Regions from separate parts of the Homo sapiens genome. Here region 2 is linked to region 1. Evidence: chromatin loops called from intact Hi-C (ENCODE). Cell type or tissue: HCT116. All regions are shown on one strand. Each heading gives the region's core, and the rest is flanking DNA. Links, peaks and the distances in the headings are about the cores only.

The links. Peaks named below come from ENCODE experiments on the same cell type or tissue, not always from the same donor. Only the 100,000 strongest peaks of a DNase experiment are listed, where the experiment ranks them.
Region 2: it touches region 1 in a loop (2.4-fold over the local background); 27 of 110 quality-filtered maps call a loop at or near these places.

The regions. Positions count from the first base shown.
Region 1 is chr9:112,934,657-112,945,642 of GRCh38, forward strand. No RefSeq gene overlaps it. Among named protein-coding and RNA genes, the nearest start is that of SLC46A2, 49 kb to the left of the region's middle. In HCT116, for the core only: no CTCF peak of the experiment used is centred there; a DNase peak (open chromatin) is centred at 5,217.
Region 2 is chr9:113,089,736-113,100,721 of GRCh38, forward strand. No RefSeq gene overlaps it. Among named protein-coding and RNA genes, the nearest start is that of FAM225B, 16 kb to the right of the region's middle. In HCT116, for the core only: no CTCF peak of the experiment used is centred there; no DNase peak of the experiment used is centred there.

The DNA of each region.
Region 1 (10,986 bases), core at 939-8,938:
TTCAGCAATGATGGGAGTGGGTGCAGACTAACAAACTCCAGCAAAGCTGCACTCCTCCGAAGCCAGCCTGAGTGGTTGATGATAGTGGCCCAGGTGCTGCTTCTCCCAAACCAGAATGCCTAACCTCCCCTAGGAGCTTAAATTATTCTCAGGGAGTAAAGAAGAGCAGGGAAAAGGGAAGAAGTAAAATATCCTGAAGCTACTTAAGAGACAAAGAGAAACAGTCCCAGGAAGGAAGTAACAAGACTTGACTTGAATCAGATTTTCTGCTGAAGGCAAAAACTGGAGTTTTAGAGATAAGAGCAGAAAGGTAGTAATGCTCTTTCTTTCTTTTTTGTTTGAGACGGAGTCTCGCTCTGTCGCCCAGTCTGGAGTGCAGTGGTGCGATCTTGGCTCACTGCAACCTCTGCCTTCTGGTTTCAAGTGATTCTCCTGCCTCAGCCTCCCGAGTAGCTGGGACTACAGGCGAGTGCCACCACACTTGGCTGATTTTTTTTTTTTTTTTTTGTAATTTTAGTAGAGACGGGGTTTCACCGTGTTAGCCAGGATGGTGTCTCAATCTCCTGACCTCGTGATCCGCCCGCCTCGGCCTCCCAAAGTGCTGGGATTACAGGTGTGAGCCACTGTGCCCAGCCAGTAATGCCCTTTCAAATCTAATGTGATATCACTTAAACTCAGTGCACCTGTATTGAGATCTCATGAAGAACTTGTTTCACAGCAATGCTATACCTTAAAACGCCCATCAAGCTCATCTGAGGATAGACTTATACTACCTCCTTGCAAGGTTTCTTGACCTTATGAGCTGGATGATTCTGTTTGGGGCAGGGCTGTCCTGTGCAATGTAGGGTGTTCAGCAGCATCCCTTGCTTTTACCTGCCAGATACCAGTAGCACCCACCTCCTAGTTAGGACAGCCAAAAATGTCTTCACACATTGCCAAATGTCCCCTTGCAGTACAAGACCTACCTCCCCACCCCAGTTGAGAGTCGTTGTGCTAAGGCTATCTCCTCTCCTGTGTGTAGGATCCTGGGGCATAAATTAAAACACGTGGAGGTAACCTCCCGGGCATAGCTAGCAACTCCAGCTGCGCTCAATTCCCTTCCTATCCAGAGGATTCCAGGGAAGCAGGAGCCTTGGCTGGGCAGGACCCAGATTTGCCCACCAAATGCAGAGGAGAATGGCTGGAGGGAACCAGCAAGTTCAGATGACCAGCAGCTCTAAAAGACAAAAGGACTAAGGACATCTCCAAAGAGTTAGTATAATAAGATGAAGTATGACTGCGTACTGTTAAATAGGCACTTGATAAGCTTCACTATCTTGGGATATGGGGTTTACATGCCTCGAGAATGAGGTTAGTCTTTGGTAGGAGACTTAAAGATACTTCATAGTGGGTGGGTCTGTTATGAATGTCATTGAACCTTAGTCACTCAACATGTATAGGTTGTTTTCAGGAAAAACCATCTTGGAGTGACAACTGTACCTGGAACTTAAACTGTTATGGTGGAATTGGTAATGGTGACAAAAGCCTATGTTTCTTCCAAATCCTAAGTGTCTTCAAACTCTACCACAACTTTGATCTTTTGAGAGCTTTTCAAGAAAAATGGATGAAACACAGGCTTGAGCCTAGACCCCAATTAAAATGTCAGGTTATTTATTTATTTATTTATTTTACATAACCAAACAACCAAATCCACTTTTGCTAACCCTGTATCCTAGCCCTATGGTGCTCTGGTTTCTTCTCTCATCAAACCAGGTTTTCCTGACATACCCCTGACTTCAAAGGCTTCATATCTGTTTTTGAGGAAATTAATACCTGTGAGGACTAGGACTCTGAAGACTGAGGCAAAATCTTCATGTTGAAGGGATGGGAAAAGAACAGTCCTGTCAGAACAAGGTAGGATCCCAGGTTCTTGCCATTAGAGGCTGGGGAAGGGAAACATCTAGGAGAGTAGAACAGATAATTCTTTTCTCCATTTGTTGTATAAACTTGGTCCCACTCCCAGCATTGAGCAAGGCAGAGTTAAACCATCAGAAAATAATTACCTATGCAGGAAGTCAGTCCTGTCAGAACAGCATGACAGCTGCTGGTGGTCAAGTCGAGTTCTGGATTTTAGCCACCCAGCCTGAGGGTCTGTGTCCGAGAACACAGCAAGATTTGGGAGATGGAGCACAAGGAATAGGAGGGCAATGTCCCTTAATTGCAGGGACAACTCATCTTACCAGAATTAGATTAAGTCATTGAAAACTAGGTTGTCTTCCTGAATATTCTTGGAAGTCTATCTTGATAGGTGTCAAATCAGACATACTAGCAGCTCCTTTGAATGATCGGGGATTGGGGTTCTCTAAGCTTCAAATCCCCTCAGCTGTGCCAGAGCTACCCTACTCAAGGCTGCGCCTCATTGCGATGAGACTTGCACAAGGGAGGCTGGGGGTGGGGGAAATGGATTCAAACACGAAGCTTGTGCCACCTACCAGGCAGTAAGTCAGTCGTTTTTTCTCTGACGAGGGGTTTCCTGTCTCGGCATCTATAAAACTGTGGCAGGATAACTTGTTAGCTTGAAAATAGGGTAAAATCTTGACTCTTGATGGTTCTTAAGTTTTGGTGATGAGAATGGGACACAAACCTGGATTTCTGCAAGAGAAAGGACAAAGATCCTTTGCAGGCTGGGTCAGGGGAGATGAGAAGCAAGTCCCTTGAGACCCTGTGTCTGGTAGTGAACGCTGCTGCCCAAGTGTGAGGGTAAGTCTTCACTGTCCTGTTAATGAGACTAAGGGGTTGAGACTAGGATTGAAACAAGCAGCCCCAATAGTGCTTTTAGTCATTTGCTTTCTTCCTAGTGGGGAGAAGGAAGGTCAAGGAGTCACTAAAGCTGACACAGGGTGTTGGGTGAACGAAACTGGTTGAGCCATGAGCAGCTGTTTAGAGACTGACAGTAATGGGCCTGGCTTACTGGTGTAAGTTACAATGCCTTATTGGACTCCTTGGACATTGGAAACAGAACAGGTCTGACTTTTGTCAACTGGGGCCTCTGGCAAAGGGAGTCAGCCTCCCACCTGGAGGTGCCATTGGTGTCCTGGAGTTGTGGCCCCTCTGACAGGGCTACCCAGGTAGACCTCTTTTGGAAAGTAGCTCTTGGCTTCTTGAGTTCCCATTGAAATGAAACACCTCATCTCTAGAGGCTTTGTGACTTAGTCCTGAAATTATCATTTTGGGATGGGTCAGTTTGCACTCAAAGACTAACAAGGTAGAAAGCACCCCAAAAGCCTTGCTTAGAAATAGCCGTGACATAGCCAAGAACGAAACAGTCTTTGCCCAGTGGTATCTTGGCTTTATGCGGAAAAGTAGCTGTAATTCCTATGGAGAAACTGCATTCTACCTACTCTGCTACTGGGGAGGAAAAGCCACTGGCCCAAGATGCCCTCCTTTGTACTTGCCTGAGCCTGCCTCAGTGAGGGTCTGGCTGAGTTGAAACCTCAGTGTCCACTGGGCTGATGCAAGTCCTCAGCCTCAGAGCCAGCCCTGCAGAGCTAAGAGTGAATGTGGTTGCCCTACTCAGAGCAGAATTCAAACTGCTGGGCTGTTAATGGCCTGTTTGCCAGTTCATGTTCTAAGTGGAAGAAACAGATCAAATAGTCCTCTCAAACTGGAAACTATCTGGCTCACTCCCTCAGATACCCATGGCAAAGGCTGGTTCTGAAACTAACTAGAATCAAGCTGCTGATTGAACTGAACTGTGTTTTGATGCAGAGGCTACTGTTGCACACCAAACTTCTGACTCCTGCCACAAGCTCATGCAATATCACAAAAGGTAGTTCCCTTTTCCCTGCCTGGAAGATTGACTTTATCAGCTCTGACCCCCTTCTAAGACTGTTTCTCCATAGATTCTTCCTCAGGTTATTTATGAGCTTATTTTCCCTAAGCCAAAAAGGAGGCCTTGGGGACTCAAACCTGTTAAATCTTAGTGTCCTATCCCTTTCACCTGATCTACAGAAGGTCTGGGTGTGAGCAGGGAATGGTTGGATAATAGCTGGAGTTGTAGCTCCTGGAATGGGACATCAATTTTGTGGAGATGATGGAAGAGCAACAAACAAGCCAGCATCTGCTGAGGTGACCTGTCTTACACCCTAGGAGGTGAGAAAGAAAGAGGGGCATTAGTGATACCCCTCTCAGAACTGTGCTAGAGTCTTGGTACAGAAAGGAAAACTCATGGCATGTCTCTCAAACTATAGCAATCTGACTGCTGGGTCTGCCATCCTCAGCCAGACAGCTGACTGTTTAAACGTCTGTCTTGCCCCATCCTCTAGATGATGCATTTGTTGGTCGTGATGGCTTCATCCACAAAGTGGCACTTACCTTTGATAAACACTGGGAACATTGAAGTTCATGTTGAACAATGAACGTTGGGTCATTGAACAATGACCCCTGCTCTCAGAACTGCCCTGAAGTTTTGATACAGAAGGAAACTCCATGACATGTCCCTCAAACCACAGCAATCTGACTGCTGGGACTGCCATTCTCAGCCAGACAGTTGACCTATTTTGTGAAGTGGATAAATGCAACCCAGCTGGCATTATCAGCAATCTAGACTGACTCTCCTCAGGCAGACCCCCTGAGTAGATGGAACCGGGAATTTTCAGGCTTACCAGCTGGCTGGGAGTCTATGCTGGAGCCACTGTCAACCTATGCTAAGTGGTATAGATCTCACTTTGGGTAAGGCAAAATAAACGCTGTGTCCAGGGATGCTCTGTTCCACATCACTGTAGCTTCTACTTAAGCTGTACATCAAGCTGGACATCAGTTTGCCTCTTTCCTAAAACAATTGACTTAGACCCTAGTGGTGGTCACAGGAGACCTGGAAGTGTTTAGGGAAACACTACCTGGGTCCTGACAGAGCAGCCCAGCCTAATTCACTGGCCAGGATTGTTATGGTTGTGACTCACCCTAGACCTCTTCCTTGTGTGCCAAGGTGCAGTCTGTGCAATTGCTAATACATCTTGTTCCACCTGGGTTAATGCTTTGGGTTAATACAGAAACTTAAGGAGCAAGCTACTTGGCTTTCTAAGGTAGATGTTGATGATTTGAAATCTGTTCAGCTGGAACCCTGGGGGTTATAGCTAAGCTCAATATTACAGGTTGGTCTAATTCTGGTGCTTAGAGTACAAACTAGAATTTTTGTCTTGGCTCATGTTGGCCATATTAGTCATACTGGTTGAATGGCATGCTCATGGAAAAAAATCTGCCAGAAGCCAGGACCCTATAGAAACAAGAGAATGATGCTATTGCAGGGCAATCCTCAAAGGCGTTTCTACATATCTTGTGATGACTTATGTCCTGGACCAGCTTACTAAGGACTCTTGTATGGCAAACCAGCAGGGAGGGTAGAGATGCTGTCTCTCTGGGGCAGAGGACAGACTAGCTTCCTGACCAGAATAATAAAGATAACGGCTTACCACTGTCACTTGGCTGTCCAATAGTCACTTCAAACTTAACGTCTAAATCTGAACTCGATCTTTCCAAAAAAACTGCAACTCTTAGTTTTCAACTAATGTTCACTTTTTTCTGTTGCTTGGGCCAGAAATCTAACATGTCATTCCTTCATTTTGAAATCCTGTTGGCTGTATCTCAATATATGCAGAAACTTGTCACTTCTCACCATCTCTATTCCCATGCTGGTGTCAGTCTAGGCCATCTCTGGTCTAGGCTTGCAGCAGAAGCAGGGCTTAAGTGCATTCCTGGCCCATCCATGCAGATGTCCCCTTTGCCCTGGTTCTCTCCTGGGCTGGAGGCTCTGCAGAGTGCTGTGCTGGAATTCTCTGTACTTCTTAGCTTTCCCTTCCCCTTGGCTGCTGCACTTCCAGCTTTCTCTGCTTTGCTAACTCAGCCCTAGCACACCTGCTTGCCACCAGTCAAAATGGCATTCCTCCTCCTCTGCTGTTTCCCCTTTCACACTTTTTGTCTTTGAATGCTACTTCTGCCCCCTTGATTTCTACCCCCTCCCAACCTTTCAGTTCATGGGGTTTTAATGGGGTTTCAGGAGGGAGCACAGATAACCATATGCCCAACGTTCCATGTTTAACTGAGCACAAGAGGTAATTTCTTAAATATAACCAGCCTTACAGACCATATAGCTACCATATATCCCTCAAACCATAGGAATCTGATTGGTGGGTCCCTTAACATTAGCTCCAAACAACATCTTATGTGTAAGTGTATTACTTCATAAGCTATGCCTTGAAAGTATTAGGGATATTGCTAGCATTGCTAGAATGTTAAGTTTTAAAATCGTTAAATACATTCGGCAGGTAGCCTGAGGAAATTTGGAACATTGCCTGGAAGATGGAGGTAATGTCACTAGTGCAGGGAATACCTAAGAATTGTTTAGATGTAAGAACTCAATTTATTGGCAAACTTGTGCTTTGTCCTATTTGCACATCCTGATAATGTGTTTTCTGTAAGTTTTAATGTATTATTGAACACCAAGAGCATGATTTCCTACTACATGTAGTGTGTTGAAGTTGCATATTACAAAAAAGGGTCTCTATGTTAGGCACGATGGTTCATGCCTATAATCCTAGCTATTTGGGAGGCTGAGGTTGGCAGATTGCTTGAGGGCAGGAGTTTGAGACCAGCTTGGGCAACAAGGCAAGACCCGGTCTTTTTAAAAAAAAAAAAAAAAGCTGGCATGGTGGCACACATCTGTAATCGCAGCCCTTTGGGAGGTTGAGGCAGGCAGATCGCTTAAGTCCAGGAGTTCAAGACCAGCCTGGACAACATGGCAAAACCCTGTTTTTTTTTAAAAAAAAAAGTATACAAAAATTAGCTTGCCATGGTGGAGCATGCTTGTAGTTCTACTCTGGAGACTGAGGTGGGAAGGTGGCTTGAGCCCAGGGACTCGAGGCTGTGGTGAGCTATTATCATACAGCTATACTCCAGCCTGGGTGACAGAGTGAGACTCCATCCCTCCTGTACCCCCAAAAAGTCCCCACCCCTAACCCCCAGAAGTCCACTTTAATACAGTTCAATGTGTATGAACATGAAATAGCTAATACCTTTTCAAAACAGCTCCTTGCCTCATCTTAGGTCACTTTGTAACTTATAGCTAGTGCATTAAACAGAAATGTAGATGTTTGAGAGTGGAACAGTAGCTCCTAGATCTAAAAATTGTAGCACTTCTAAATTAACAAGCGAAAAAATATCAGATCAGCCGCTCTAAGGAACAAAGTAAATTCAGCAAAAATAAATAGGACATACAAGTAGCTAAATGGAAGCTAGATGAATTTTGCCTATTACCAAGTGGACTGTCAGCATGGATTAAAGAGCACAACTGTATTTTTAGATTAAGGGAAGGCAGAGATGAAAAAACAGGTGGGGTGATGTCATTGGACAAATGGGAATTTAAGAAAGGTTGAGACTATTAAAGCAGGAACAGGACAAACTGGGATTTTATATACTGTAATCGTGACTTAAATTGGAAATATGGTAGTCAAACTTGATCTACCTCTACCCAACTGTAAAAGCAAAAAAACCTCACAAAAAAAAAATGAAATTTGATAAGAACAATCTTAGTGGGGCTGTTGAAAATACCTCTTAACAATGACCAGACTATCTAGTAGGCAAAACAAAGTATATGAATAAAACAACTATGCAAAGAACATACTTTCTGCGGAATATGTAGGATATATATTTGTCCACTTAAAATTTTCAAGGGTCTTTTCTGATCAATAAAACTAGAAATGAAGTAAAGATAAATTCTTAGTTTGAATTGAGAAATTATGAGATTAGATACCTAGATTCAATAAGAAATCAAGATAAACCATAACAATGAAAAGGGAACATTTTGTACCAAAAATAATGGGACACAATTTACGCTGAAATCTGAGGGCATGTGTTTGCATATTTTTAAGACTGAAAAATGAGCTGGATGCTAATTTCAGTAGTTTGGTAAGAGGATGAGACACTTATAATAAGTAATGTTTGTTGAACATATACAAATGCCAGGCACGGTTTTACATGCAGTAGTCCTTCCAATGAATTAGGTGCTCTCATCCCATTTTACAGAGAAAACAGAGGCAGAAGAGGATTGGTCATTGTTCTAGATCACACAGCCTGACACTGACAAGGCTGGGATTCCAGTGTAGGGAACTTGGCTCCAAGCCCATGACCTTGACCACCATGCTAGACTTTTTCCTTCATGTTGAAGCTGAATGAACTAGAAAGAGCAAAGTTTAAAAGGACCTGGCTCTTTGGAAACTGAAATATATAAATCCCTGGTAAAGTTGATTCAGATAGCAGGAGAGTGAAAATATGATTGAGAACGAGAAAGGCAAACCAATAACATAATTAGAAGAGATTACAAAATACACAAGAACATTGGGTGTAACTCATTGGCAATGCGAAAACCTAAAGAATTTCACTTCCCTAGCAAAACATGAGTGTCCAAGATTGACTTCATGTACTTGGCAGGACAGGCTGTGTTATATTGTAACAACCTTGAAATTTCAGCGGCTTGACACCACGAAGATTTCTTTCACAGATTAAACTGGACAAATAGGAATTTATTTGTCCTATATGTTCTTCATAGGCTAGCTGAGGACTCTGGGCCTTAGGTCATTGTCCTCTAGGACCAGGCAGGTGGAGTGACCATTGTGAGCTGGTGATGTGGCAGAGGGTAGAATGGATAAATTGCATACTGGCTTTCAAAACTACTGCCGAGGAGTGACATCTATCACTTCTGCTACCAGCCAGACAAGTCACTTGGTGTCACACAACTTCAAGGGGATGGCATAGGGAGAGCAATTCTCCAGAATTGCTGGTTCCCCAGGGGGGAGCCAGAAATAAAGCCACAGAATGTTGTCTTAGTAGAACGTCTTCTAATTTTTATTTTAGTTATTTGTTTTGAGATGGAGTTTTGTTCTTGCTGCCCAGGCTGGAGTACAATAGTGTGATCTTGGCTCACTGCAACCTCCGCCTCCTGGGTTCAAGAGATTCTCCTGCTTCAGCCTCCTGAGTAGCTGGGATTACAGGCACCTGCCACCATACCCGGCTAATTTTTTTTTTTTTTTTTTTTTTTTTTTGAGACAGAGTCTCGCTCTGTCGCCCATGCTGGAGTGCAGTGGCGCAATCTTGGCTCACTGCAAGCTCCACCTCCTGGGTTTATGCCATTTTCCTGCCTCAGCCTCCCGAGTAGCTGGGACTACAGGCGCCCGCCACCACGCCTGGCTAATTTTTTGTATTTTTAGTAGAGATGGGTTTCACAGTTTTGGCCAGGCTGGTCTCGAACTCCTGAACTCAGGTGATCCACTTGCCTCAGCCTCCCAAAGTGTTAGGATTACAGGCGTGAGCCACCACACCTGGCCTAATTTTTAATACCCACATTATCACAGAATATTTGTATCTCAATATTTTTTGGGCAGTTTGGGAAAAATTTGCTTACATTTAAAAACTTAGTGCAACATTTTAAACAATCTGTGGGGAAAGTTCATGTTACATTCCATGTAAAGGTAGAACTTCAGAATCCTCAACAAAAGTGATAGGTGTCTCTGATGCACCAAGAAAAGCACCACAGGTTTACTGAATGCAAAGCAACTGTATTAATTTTTGGTGATGAAGAAATAATGTTTTAAGCTTTTTATGTGCCAACATTACAGTTTGCTATTTTCATACAGGCACTTAATGTGTTTTACTTAGATTTTAGGAAATTGTTGGGAAGTTTTGGGTTCTCTGTAACACATTACAGTTTTTCCCTTTTAAAATACCAAGTGCAAGCCAGGCATGGTAGCTCAAGTCTGCAGTCCCAGCCACTTGGGAGGCTGAGGCAGGAGGATCATTTGAGCCCAGGAATTCGAGGCTAGCCTGGGCTAAAAATAATACCAAATGTTGAAGGAACTGGAACTCTCCTACACTGCTGATGGAGATGTAAAATGGTACAACTCTACAAAAGTTTGTCAGGTTCTTAAAATGTTAAATATCTACTATATGACCCAGCTGTTCCATTCCCAGAGAAAAATGAGAAATGTACATGACTGTTCATAATACCTTTATTTGTAATAGCCAAGAATGGGAAATAATCCAAATGTCTATCCGTGGGTGAATGGATAAACAATTTGTGAGATATGCATACAATGGAACATTACTCAGCAATGAAAAGGAAGAATGGACTATTGACACACATGACTTCGGTGAATCTCGGGATAATTATGCTGAGTGAAAGTAGTCAGACTCCCCCTGCCCAAAGGAAAAGAGTACACACTGATGATTGTGTTTATAGAAATCTCTAGAAAATGCAAACCATAGTGACAGAAAGGGTTTGGGTGGCACTGCGGGAGGGTGAGATCACAAAGGAACATGGGAAAACTTGAGGGAAACAGATATTCTCACTGTTGACCGTGGTGATGGTTTCAGGGGTCTATCCATATCAAAACTGTTCTGATGTGAAGCAGGAAATGGCTATGTTTGGAAGGTAGAGCTAATGACACCTCACACTGCATTGACTCACAGGCCTTGGAGATGCTGGGATGAGGCCCTGGGCTGTTACGGTGCATGCTCCCTTAATTCCTAAAGGCATTGAGGTTGGCCTCTACTGAAGCTGAGTGTAAGTGAAGGCTCCAAAATAATTCCAAGGCCAAGATTCTGGAGATACCTAGATGGGCCCTGGGCTCTGGCAGGAAAAGGGACTAAGAAATCCTTAGTTTCCAAACAGTTTTTGGGGGATTGCCCTTAACCTGCGGGCAGCAGGGAGCAACAAACCACCCACTGGCTACAGGTTCTGCCAACAAAGGGCCGCTAGCAGCCCCTAATTCCAAGATGTGCAATCCCTACGAGCACCTGGATGAGACCAGAGAGGTCTGGGGCTCCCCAGCCAACCCCAAGATTCTAAAAACATCTGTACCAGCCCCTACCTTAGTGAGGCTGCTGTAGCCTCACCCTTCCCCAATCTCCCTACAGCCCTTTTGAGCTGCCTTCCCCCCCCATGCTCCTCGGCGACCT
Region 2 (10,986 bases), core at 1,235-9,234, 160 kb after region 1:
GAATCAAGGAAGGGGCACACGACTCTAGGCAGGACCCGGCGGGGTGTGGGGAGGAGAAACTCGGTAAGAGAAGAGAGGGAGAGGGAGACGTGCGAGGCGCAGGCTGTCCCAGGCGAGTCTGAGAAACGGCGTGCGCGGAGACGTCCGCCAGAAAGCAAGCAGGCGAAAGGAAATGGAACATCCGCAGGGCCGGTGCCGTGGGATCCGGTCACGCCCTGACGGCTTTCGGGGACATCTCAGGCTCGCTGTCTCTGCCTTGGACCTGGCGCAGAGAGGAGTGAGGCCTGAGGACAGGGCTGCGTGGCCAGCTGGGTGTGGGAGGTGCCAACACAGTAAGGGCTGCTCAAGGGGTGGCCGGGAGCGATACGGGGGGGTTGCTCAAGAAATCACCGCTGGAACTGGGATCCAGTCATCCCACTTCTGGACGTATCGCCTAAGGACACGAAATCGGGTTGTGGTGCAAATATGTGTCCTGCTGCATTGGTTGTCGGCACGCTGCCTGTAACCAAGACGTGGAATCGACCGAAGTACCCTTCAGCAGATGACTAGAGAAGGACAAATGAATAGGGTTCGTAGAACAAACACATCAGGGAAAGGAAAGGAAAGCCTGTCATCTGGGACGTTATGCATGGACCCAAAAGTCATGGTGCCCAGTGAAATCAGCCAGGCCCATCCGACCCGTATTGCGTGATCTCCTTGTGATGTTGGATGGAGAAAATGCTGTGAGGATCAGGAAAGTAGAGAGGAGAAAGGTGGTTGGCTGGGCCTGGGGCCGGTGTAGGGGCAGGTGTAGGGGCAGGGAAAGGATGCCAATGCGAGATGTGGGTCAAAGGGCACAAAGTTTCCGAGAGACAGGTGGAGTGCTTCCTGGATATCCGTGGCAGGGCAACGTGAGTACGGTGGAGCAGAATGTAAGGTTCTCGTGAATATATCCACGGGAGTAGAGCTGAAAATTCTCCTGAGCGGGGACAGGGGACGCATGTGTGGTGATAAGTGTGTGAATTCGGCCGATTCTAGTGAATTCCCTAATGAAGACGTCACACACGGTTAGTGTGTATCATATTTATTGTCGTTTAAACTGGACTGATCCAGCTGCCGATGGGTTCCTGTGTTTATCTCTACAGCCTTCTTCTTTGCTTTGTGAGCACGTGAGTCAAAGAAAGAGCTCAATTGTCGGCAGGAATCGGGTAGAAACTCAGGAAGTTTGGGAAAGGAGATTCAGATATTTGGGGCCCTGCCTGTTTTTGGCAAGCCATAGAAAATTTGTTTCCAAAGAGCTGTGCCCAAAAGGGAAAAGCTGAAAAGAAATTTTAATGTCTGGAATGCTAGTGTCATGGGATTCATTCATGGTCTTAAGTCTTTTATATACATCTCAAGGGCCCTCCAAACGAGTCAGCATGGATTGTAGTGTGGCCTTTCTAGAGGGTTTGTTGTTCAGCTTGTTTTCTGAGATGCCCGGAAGATAATTATTGTCTAATATGGGGAGAAAAGGGCATCCTGGTGCAATGTTGCTGAGATAGTCAATTAGGCCAGTGGTGGTAAGGAGCAATGTGGAAGCTGTTTAATTAATAATTAGTGGAACTGGGATCTAAGCATTCCCATCTGGGCATACAGCCTAAGGAAATCCATGTACACAGTAAATATGTACGAGATTATGTTGGTTGTAGGCTTTTTCTTTTTGTAAGGTACAAAATTTTCCTAGGCATCAGTGGAGACATAAAAAGGAATACTATTCACATTTTTAGTGGAAAATCTGTCATTTTTGACTTCATGAATAAACCTGAAGTTTTCCTGTCTAGTGGGCAATCCAGGCCTGTAATGTTGATATTGCGTGATCTCACTTGTATGTGGGATCAACAAAGGTGAAAATTATAGAAGTTTAGAGTGGATAGTTGGGCTTCATGGCCTAGGGCAGGGGCAAGATGGGCATAGGGAGATGTTGGTCAAAGGATACAATTTATCAGAAAGTTAACTAGAGATTTCTGGATATTTATGACATGGCAATGTGAATATAGTTATACATATGTATTGTACACTTGAAGATGGCTATGAGAGCAGATTTCAGAATTCTCAGCACAGGATTCGAAGCATGTGAGGTGATAAATATTAATTAGTTTGACTTAATTCCCAATGAAGATATAATTCATATATATATATGTATATATAACTATATATATTATTTTCTTTAATGAATCTGGGAAAAATATTACATTACCAACAAAGATGAGAATGAAAGAAAGAAACACACTAAAAAAAATACAACATTAACAGGGCTGATCTGCAGTTCATGTGTATTGATTTACCACCTGGATATTTTGATCTATATCTGAGGTTCTCTCCAGCTTGTCCTTCAATATTGTAGATGCACTGGTTGCTCTGTTGACCCCAAGCTGTCTACCTGAATGTCACCCATCAGCTTCAGCTGCTTTGTGCAGCGCTCTCATGGTTTCTATCACATCTGTCTTCATAAGAAAGAAGCAACTATTCCAAGACACGCAGTGGGACATTCGCCTTCCAACTTTTTCTCCAAAGTTTACCAAGTGTTCATCACTAGCTAGGGGGACAACTTCCAACTTTAGGTTAGAGTAGATGAGATTCTATTGTAAAAACTTTATATACCTCAAGGAAGTGTGCATTTTGGGGGAAATAGGCTGCAAACTTGATTATTACCAACATGTGTAGTCATCCCTCTTGCAAGTTGAAATGAATGATTTTTTAATTAATTGATTCTCTATATTAACTATATTTACTTTGTTTCTTCATCAGTGTGAGATTTCTTTTCAGACTAATAACTTGAAAGTGTGATGATATTCTTTACGCAGTTTGGATGACTGAATGATATTTAGGAATTGATTTAGGAGAGCCTGCTGAAAGCAGAAAGACTAGATATTTTATACCCTTGGAGGTTTTGGTCAAGCATTCCAGAGTCAGGCAGGGTGTGGTGGCTCATACCTGTAATCTCAACACTTTTAAAGGACAAGGTGGGTGGATTGCTTGAGCCCAGGGGTTCAAGACCAGCCTGGGCAACATGGGAAACCCAGTCTCTACAAAAAATACAAAAAAAAAAAAAATAGCTGTGTGTGGTGGCAGATGCCTGTAGTCCCAGTAGTCCCAGCTACTGTGGGAGCTGAGGCAGGAGGTTTGCTTGAGCCTGGGAGGTTGAGGCTGCAGTGAGCCATGGTCATGCCACTGCACTTTAGCCTGGACAACAGAGCAAGACTGTGTCTCAAAAAAAAAGTGGTGTATGTACACAATGGAAAACCATTAAGCCTTTAAAAAACACAACAGGAAATTCTGTCATTTGCAGCAACATGGATGAACCTAAAAGACCTTATTTTAAGTAACGTAAGCCAGGCACAGAGACAAATATATGACTTCACCTACATGTAGAATCTACAAAAGCTGAACTCATAGAAGTAGAAAGGTGGTTACTAATGGCTGGTGGGAGGTGGTTTCATGGAGAAATGGGAGATGTTGGTCAGTAGGTACAAAGTTGCAGTTAGGAGGCATAAGTTCTGGTGTTCTTTTGTACAGCAAGGTAACTATAGTTTGTAATAATGTATTATATATTTCAAACTAGCTAAAAGATGGGATTTTAAAGCTGGGGATGATGGCTCGTGTCTGTAATCCCAGCTACTCAGGAGGCTGAGGCAAGAGATTGCTTGAGGCCAGGGGTTTGAGATCCTATCTCTTAAAAAAAGGGGGGAGGGATTTAAATGTTCTCATCACAAATAAATGATAAATATTTGAGGTGACAGACATACGAATTACTCTGATTTGATCATTCCACAATGTATGCATGTATCAAAATATCACTTTGGACCCCACAAATACATACAATTTTTATTTGTCAATTAAAAATAAAATAAAACTAATAGTACATGAAAGAACTTTGAATACTTATTACCAAGTGAAAAAAAAAACCTGAAATGGCTGCATACTGTGTGATTCTAACTATATGGCACTCTGGAAAAGACAGAACTATGGAGACAGTAAAAGATCAGTGGTTTTGGTCAGGCGTGGTGGCTCACACTTGTAATCCCAGCACTTGGGGAGGCTGGGTTGGGAGGATTGCTTGAGGCCAGGAGTTCAATACAAGCTTGGGCAGCATAGTGAGACTCCCATCTCTCCAAAAAGTTTTTTAAAATTAGCAGATGTGGTTGTGTGCACCTGTGGTCCTAGCTGCTCGGAAGGTTGAGTGGGAGGATCACTTGAGCCCAGGAGTTTGAGGCTGCAGTGAGCTATTATTATGCCACTGAACTCAAGCCAGGGCAACAGAGTGAGACCCGGTCTCTAACAAAACAAAACAACCAAAAAGATCAGTGGTTGCCCTGGGTTAAGGGGAGGAAGTGATGAATAGGCAGAGCACAGGGCATTTTTAGGGCAGCAAACCTATTCTGTATGATACTATAGTGGTGGATACATGTTATTTTATATTTGTCAGAACCCAGGGAATCTACAACACCAAGAGTGAACCCTAATGTAAACTATGGGCTCTAGGTGATAATGATGTGTCAATTCAGATTCTCCGACTGCAACAAATGTACCACCCTGGTGAGGGATGTTGACAGTGCAAGGGCTGTATGGTGAGGGGAGGGGGGAATATGGGAACTCTCTGTGCCTTCTGCTCAATTTTTCTGTGTGCCTAAAACTGCTTTATAAAATGAAGTGTTTTTTAAATGAATATCCTGGAAACAATACCTATATCAATTAAATTAACATAGTTATATATTTCATTAATAATGAATATCTGCTGCTTGATTAGAATGAGAGTGAGAAATGGGTCCCAAACTCTCATATTTTTGTCTTTCAGCAGCAACTCAGAGACAAGAAGATGTTAGAGCTAGAGCTTGAAAAGGTCAGGTTTTGCTAGTCAACCCAAGACTTAATTTTTCCTTTCCAAGAAATTTCATGTCCCCAGTGGCTGAGGGCCTCAGTTTTTAGACTCGGTCCTCAGAAAACAGAGCTCTTCAAGGAGAGGCTCCAAGGAAGTAAGTCAGAACCTGGAATACTTGTCCTAATCTTTGTTCTGCCCCTTTATGTGAATTAAACAAGGATGGTGCAGGGCAATGGGTCTTCACTGCTAGATGATGTGGTGAGATGTAATAGACGAAGCATTGGTTGTTTGGCAGGCAGAAATTTGAGGTCTTGACTTTAGTCAAGTTTCAACTTCCCTAAATTTCAGACTCCTCATTTGAAAGAGCCCCTGGTTTGCCAACATCATAGTGTTGTTGTGATGATTCCCTGGAACAATGTGCATGGCAGGGCTTGCAAATGACAAAGCATGGTACACACATAAGCCCTACTAGTATTGACATTGACCCTTTGACCTAGCACAAGTAATCCCTGGTGCTCAGGGTAACTATTGAAATAGTCTATTCCCAATAAAGCATTTAACTCAGCTTCCAACAGATTTCCTTTGCTCCTACATTCGGTTGACGTTACCTGGGCTCCTGATATTCCAGCACAGAGAGCTCACCAGAAAGTCTCTAAGGTGGTACCAGACCAACCTTCTCTTTGAAAAGGGTGATTAATCTCTTCTGTTATTCTAGGTATCCCTCTTCCTTGCTTGCCTCATAGAATTCTAGGTCCCCTGTGCAGCATGGTGTTGACCTGACAACAGAACCATAGGAATGAAATGTGAAAGGAAGTGGTGGGATAAGTGATAAAAGGAGAGTGGCAAATTCAGAGATGTGGGTGAGGCAGGATAGGCAGTCAAGGAAGTAGCAATGTCCTCAGGACATGGCAGCCATGATGGTACAGTCAACACAATAAACCTCAGCATTCGCATTGTAGTCCAGCTCATTCAAGCAAAGCTATCTCTAGTAGGGAATTTCCCCTGCAGAGAGTATGTGCATTTTGATTTCACCTGTCCTCAAACTGACTCTTTGCTCATTATAATAGTAAAAAACATACCCCTGGGTGGAGATTTAAGATGCTAATGAGATATGCAATCTATGAACAAATATGTACTGCTACTGCATCTGTGCACCCAGAAAACCACCCAGAATATGCTTACTAGTAACAACTTTTCCCAACCCCTTATGAATAATCATGTCCAACTCCCATAAAGGGAGTCGCCCTAGTGCCAGTCTTTACTGTCTCATTCTTACGAATAGCCCACCCTGAATCCTCTCTCCCTCAGGGTGTACTGTCTATTCTGCACTTAACTCTCAAAATATTCTTTTTCTTTTGCAATAAACTACTGTATACTGCATTTACTTCGCTGTGTGTCTCTTGTTTAAATTCTTTTTAACTAAGAAGGCAAGAACTTGAGGTCCCACAACAGCTGTCAACATGGGAAAATGGGACATCACTAAGCCTGCCAGTCAAGACTATCCCCATTCTCCTCCAGGACACACTTTTTGCATCTTGTATCCTATAGGCACCTGCATGTGCTTCCTTTTGAGGATAGATGTATAGAGCAGTTACATCAAAATCCATGGTGTAAGGAGCAAGATAGAGCAACCATGAAAATGTACTGTCTGAGTCCATTTGACAATGGACTATAAAAATACCACAAGCTGTATGGCTTATAAACCACAGAAATTTATTTCTCATAGTTTTGGAGACTGCACAGCCCAAGATCCAGGTGGATTCAGTGTCTAATGAGGGCATATCTTCTCACTGTAACCTCATATGGTGGAAGCAGCTAGCTAGCTCTCGGTGTTCTCTTTTATAAGGGCATTAATCTCACTCATGAGGGTTCCACCTTCATGACCTAATCACCCCACAAAGGCACCACCTCTTAATAATACCATCATCTTGGGGGTTATGATTTCAACCTATGAATTTTGGGAGACTCACACATTCAGACCATAACACACATATTGTTTAGTGCCAGGAGCTGAGGGAAGATGTTTGTCCGTCTGTCTGTCTGTCTCTCTCTCTCTCCCCACGGGCTCAATTGAGTCATCATTCATTCTTGCTTACATACTTCTGACCTCAGACTGGATTGAAGTATCCCCTCACTTTCCTTCTTTTCATTATCACGACTGGGTGCCTTTCTTCAATCACAGCACTGTGTGATACTGGATCCAAGATTGTTCATGGATCATATTTTGCCACCCCCTTTGCCTTCTACTCACAGAACACACTCGGATCCTTCTATACTCAGAACACACTTGGGATCCTATTTTGCAACCAGTACCTGCCTTTGTTTTTGGACCTCACCACCTCACCTGACCCCACACTCTCCCAAGATCTCAAATTCTCACCAAGTTGACCTGCCCATGGGTTCCATTAATTCATTGTTTTGTTTTCCTACGGTAACAAGGCTTTATGGGAGAGGCCCACCCAAGTTCCAGCTAAGCAAGGTCTTGGACAAAGGCCTCCTCCATTGGTCCATGAGGGGCCCTAAATGTAACCTAATGAGGGGTTTAGAAATCTATTCAGTGAAGGGTCCTCTGGGAAGGGACAAAATGTGGCTCGGTAAGGTACTCAAAGAATGGATTATCAAGAGGCCCAAGGGAAAATCTAAACCAGAAAGACTGAAAACATCTAGAACATACAGTTGGGCAAGAATATGGGAAGATCAATTCTGGGGGGATGTGTCCTTCATGGACTGCTGCACACTCTACACTGCTCAATCCAGGGAACTTCATCCTAGGAAGTCAGAACCAGACATTTGACAGTCTTGTGACTGGAATATTATCAGAACTAGTCTCAAGACTTTTCCTTTTTTATCTATGTCCTCAAAAGTTTTTAGAAGCCCAAATTATGTGGCTTGGGATACACTTTTTGAAGTCTTCAGATACAAAACACTGTTTAACAATCCCCATTCCCAACCCCTTCCCCAGTCTAAGTTTTGTTTCTCATCAACCCATGTATGATTCAAGGGCTGACTTTATAGCTGTGCCCATGAAGCTTCTTAGAAGAAACCCTCAAGCAGGTCAGACAGAAGAGGTGATCCTGGACAAGATATTATCAACAAATCAAGAGAAAGAGGACCTTAGGATACTCATAGCAGAAGGAGATAAATTAGGGGTTGCAGGATTGGAGCCCATTCACCCTATGGAGAAGAGTCATCCAGCACAGGAGAGGTGATTGGCAGAAATTCTTGGTACAAGATGCCCAGTTCTTGCTATGGACTCTTAAAGCATATCTTAAAAAACATGAGGCATTTGTTTCAGTGCTTTTATCCAATTAAACAGAGAAGAAAAGAAAAGGCTGGCCAGGAGCATGCCAGCCTTTTTTTACAAAGCGCAAGCCCACCAGAAATCAGGGCTACCTCTGCGGACAAAAGGATGCTGAAACTCAAAGAGCAAGTCAGTTATTTGGCCAGAGCCTAAAGAAAACAATAGGGCTGAGAAGTGTAATTAATGCAAGGGAAAGATGTCCACTCACTGAGGAACTCAGTGAGTTAGATACTCACTGAGTTAGAACTCAGTGAGGCTCAGGCAGAACTCAGAGTTAGATATTCCTGTGACTGAAAGACTCCCTATTTCCTGAAGAAGGAAAGGGCTGACATCTGCATCCTGCAGCCTTCAAGTAGATTATAAGAGTCTGCATGATCTCAATAATAGGCAGGTCACAGATAGCTTGGAAAACCAAAGAATGTGGTGTGGTTTCATGATGAGCAATTTGAGGCAATCCACTTCCATCTTCTCTGAGTAGCCTGTATCTCTGGGCAGGCCCTGGCAGCCTGGACCAAGGATCCAAGGGACATCAGGCCATCCCCATGCCTCCTCAGGCTCTGTTTATAAGGTTTGTTTCCTCAAGTCAGCCAGAGAGTTCTCCTCCATCCCCTCCTCCCAGCAACATTTCTCTCAAGAAATATTTTCACCCAATTAGAGAAAATGTATTGCTGCTCACAGTATAGTTCCTCTGAAGAGTCTTGTCTCTGTTTCTCATTTACAGTGGTAGTCATTCTTACCATATATAGCTGTTTCTCCTTAAAGAAAAGTGGTTTCTTCTGTCTTTGCCATGTTTGGAGAAGTTGGGTGTATCTTAAGACTGGGCTTAGAGAAAAGAAGTCAAGTCCAGCTCTTACTGATGACTTGACTTCTTGGGTTAGGGAGGGGTTTTGACAGTGGCATCACACACCTCCCTCTCTCCCAGGTTCTATCATTTGTTCAATGAATACCTCCTTTCTAATAAACACAAAACCCAACTGGACAAGTGTTTAGAGGCTTAAATAATGAGAATAAAATCTGTTAAAGAACAACCCTCACAATCTAGACTTATGCTCTCTGCTCCTTCATCATACTGAACTGTATGCAGACATATGGTGTTATTCTTGGGGGTGCATAGGCACCACAGGGCCACAAGTGTCCTACTCAGCCCTCAGGCAGGGCAAGGGATAAGAAACTTCACACATCTCAATGTGGAACTGGAGTTTGGGAGGCTTGAGGCCCTGAGCTCAGGGGATAAGGAACAATCCTCATGACCCTAAATACATTGGTGAAGAAGAGCTACCTCTTGCACCCAAGATCCCATCCCTTTCCTGATTGAGGCTGGGGAGATGCTTCCCAATTCTTAACATAGCCTTAATGAAAATATGCAGTTGACTACCAACTCCCCTTGACTCTCCCTTTGTGACAGATTCTGGAGTATCAAGGAAGGAGAAATCTTGGCTCTATTTGTGGATTAGGAAGTGGGCAGAGGAAGAGGCCAGAGGGAAGAGGAAGGGTAAGGTCTTAGCAAAGCTGAGGGTGAAAGAACTTATTATTACTGGGCTTGGGAAAGACAAAACCAACACACTCCCCCCAAAAAGTGTCCATGTATTTTCAAGTACACTGAACTCATTCTCCAGCCACTGAAAGCTAGCTGGATTCCCTCCCAGGGACATGAAAATCAGCCTATGGCTGGGCCACCTTGCCCAGTCTCTCATCCACCACAAAACAGCTCAACTCTGAAAGTGTTCAAGCATAAGATTATTTTCCAGAAAATAGTGTTTTGTGAAAGCTAGAAAAGGTAGCCACTGTCCAGTGGCCACAGAGATGGGTGAGCTTCAAGGGGACAGGTTTTGGGGGTTATTGCTAAGGTAGGTCATCAGTGGAGATAGCAAGGCCAAGGAACAAGTTATGTGCTCCTTAAGGATCTTCTGTATATCTGGGGTTCATCTATCTTAACACAAACTTGGAACTCAACATCTGGGAAAAGGGAAGCCCCTCCCTATAGGGACTCAACATGGCGCCTGGCTTGATGACAAAAGGCAAGGAAATCAAATAATCTTCAATAATGAGATGGTTCACAGGGCACCTGCACAGTGCCTGCAGGCAAATAGGAAGATATTGGGGTTTGAGTGCCTAGGAAGGAAGAAAACCAGTGAGGAGAAGAAAGATTGACCCAGCCGGTGGAAAATATGGGAATATTTTCATAGTCACTAATTATGGCATTCTCTCTCCTGCCAAACACACACACAAAACCACACACATACATAAACTCACACACGCTGACCTAGTTTTCCTATTTGCTGTGACTGGCAAGGACTCCATAGAACATAATAGTGCCATCTTGGCCGAAGGGTGTGTGAGCTTGTCTTGAACATAAACACAATGTCGGTATGGATGTTTTTGTGCTTGGACATTTCTTTGTGGGTAAGTGATATTTTTGCCTTCCTTACCGCCATACTTTATTACAAATGTGTAGAATGTTGCCCATGGTGTTAATAATTCATCCAAGAGGGTTTAGGTGCTCCCTATCATCTCCATGTGCTTGATACAGTCCTGGGAGCTCCCCTCCATGGATTCCTACAGGCCATGCATTTTATGTAGGTTGCTCACTGCTATCTAGTGAGCATCTAGTATCCCCAGCATCTAGTGCTTAGCATTTATGTGGTACTCAGGAACCACTTAGGAAACCAAATGACCGATGGGAGGTGTATCTGGGGATAGGGCTTGCCCATCATGTCTTGGGATGGACCCATCCTAAAAGGGGAGGGAAGGAGGCCTGATAGGCATCCAACTCAAACTGTCCAGTGGAGGTCACTAAAGACTTCACTCTGGAACATGAGCTCTGCCTTCATGGCTTCCAGAAGACAAG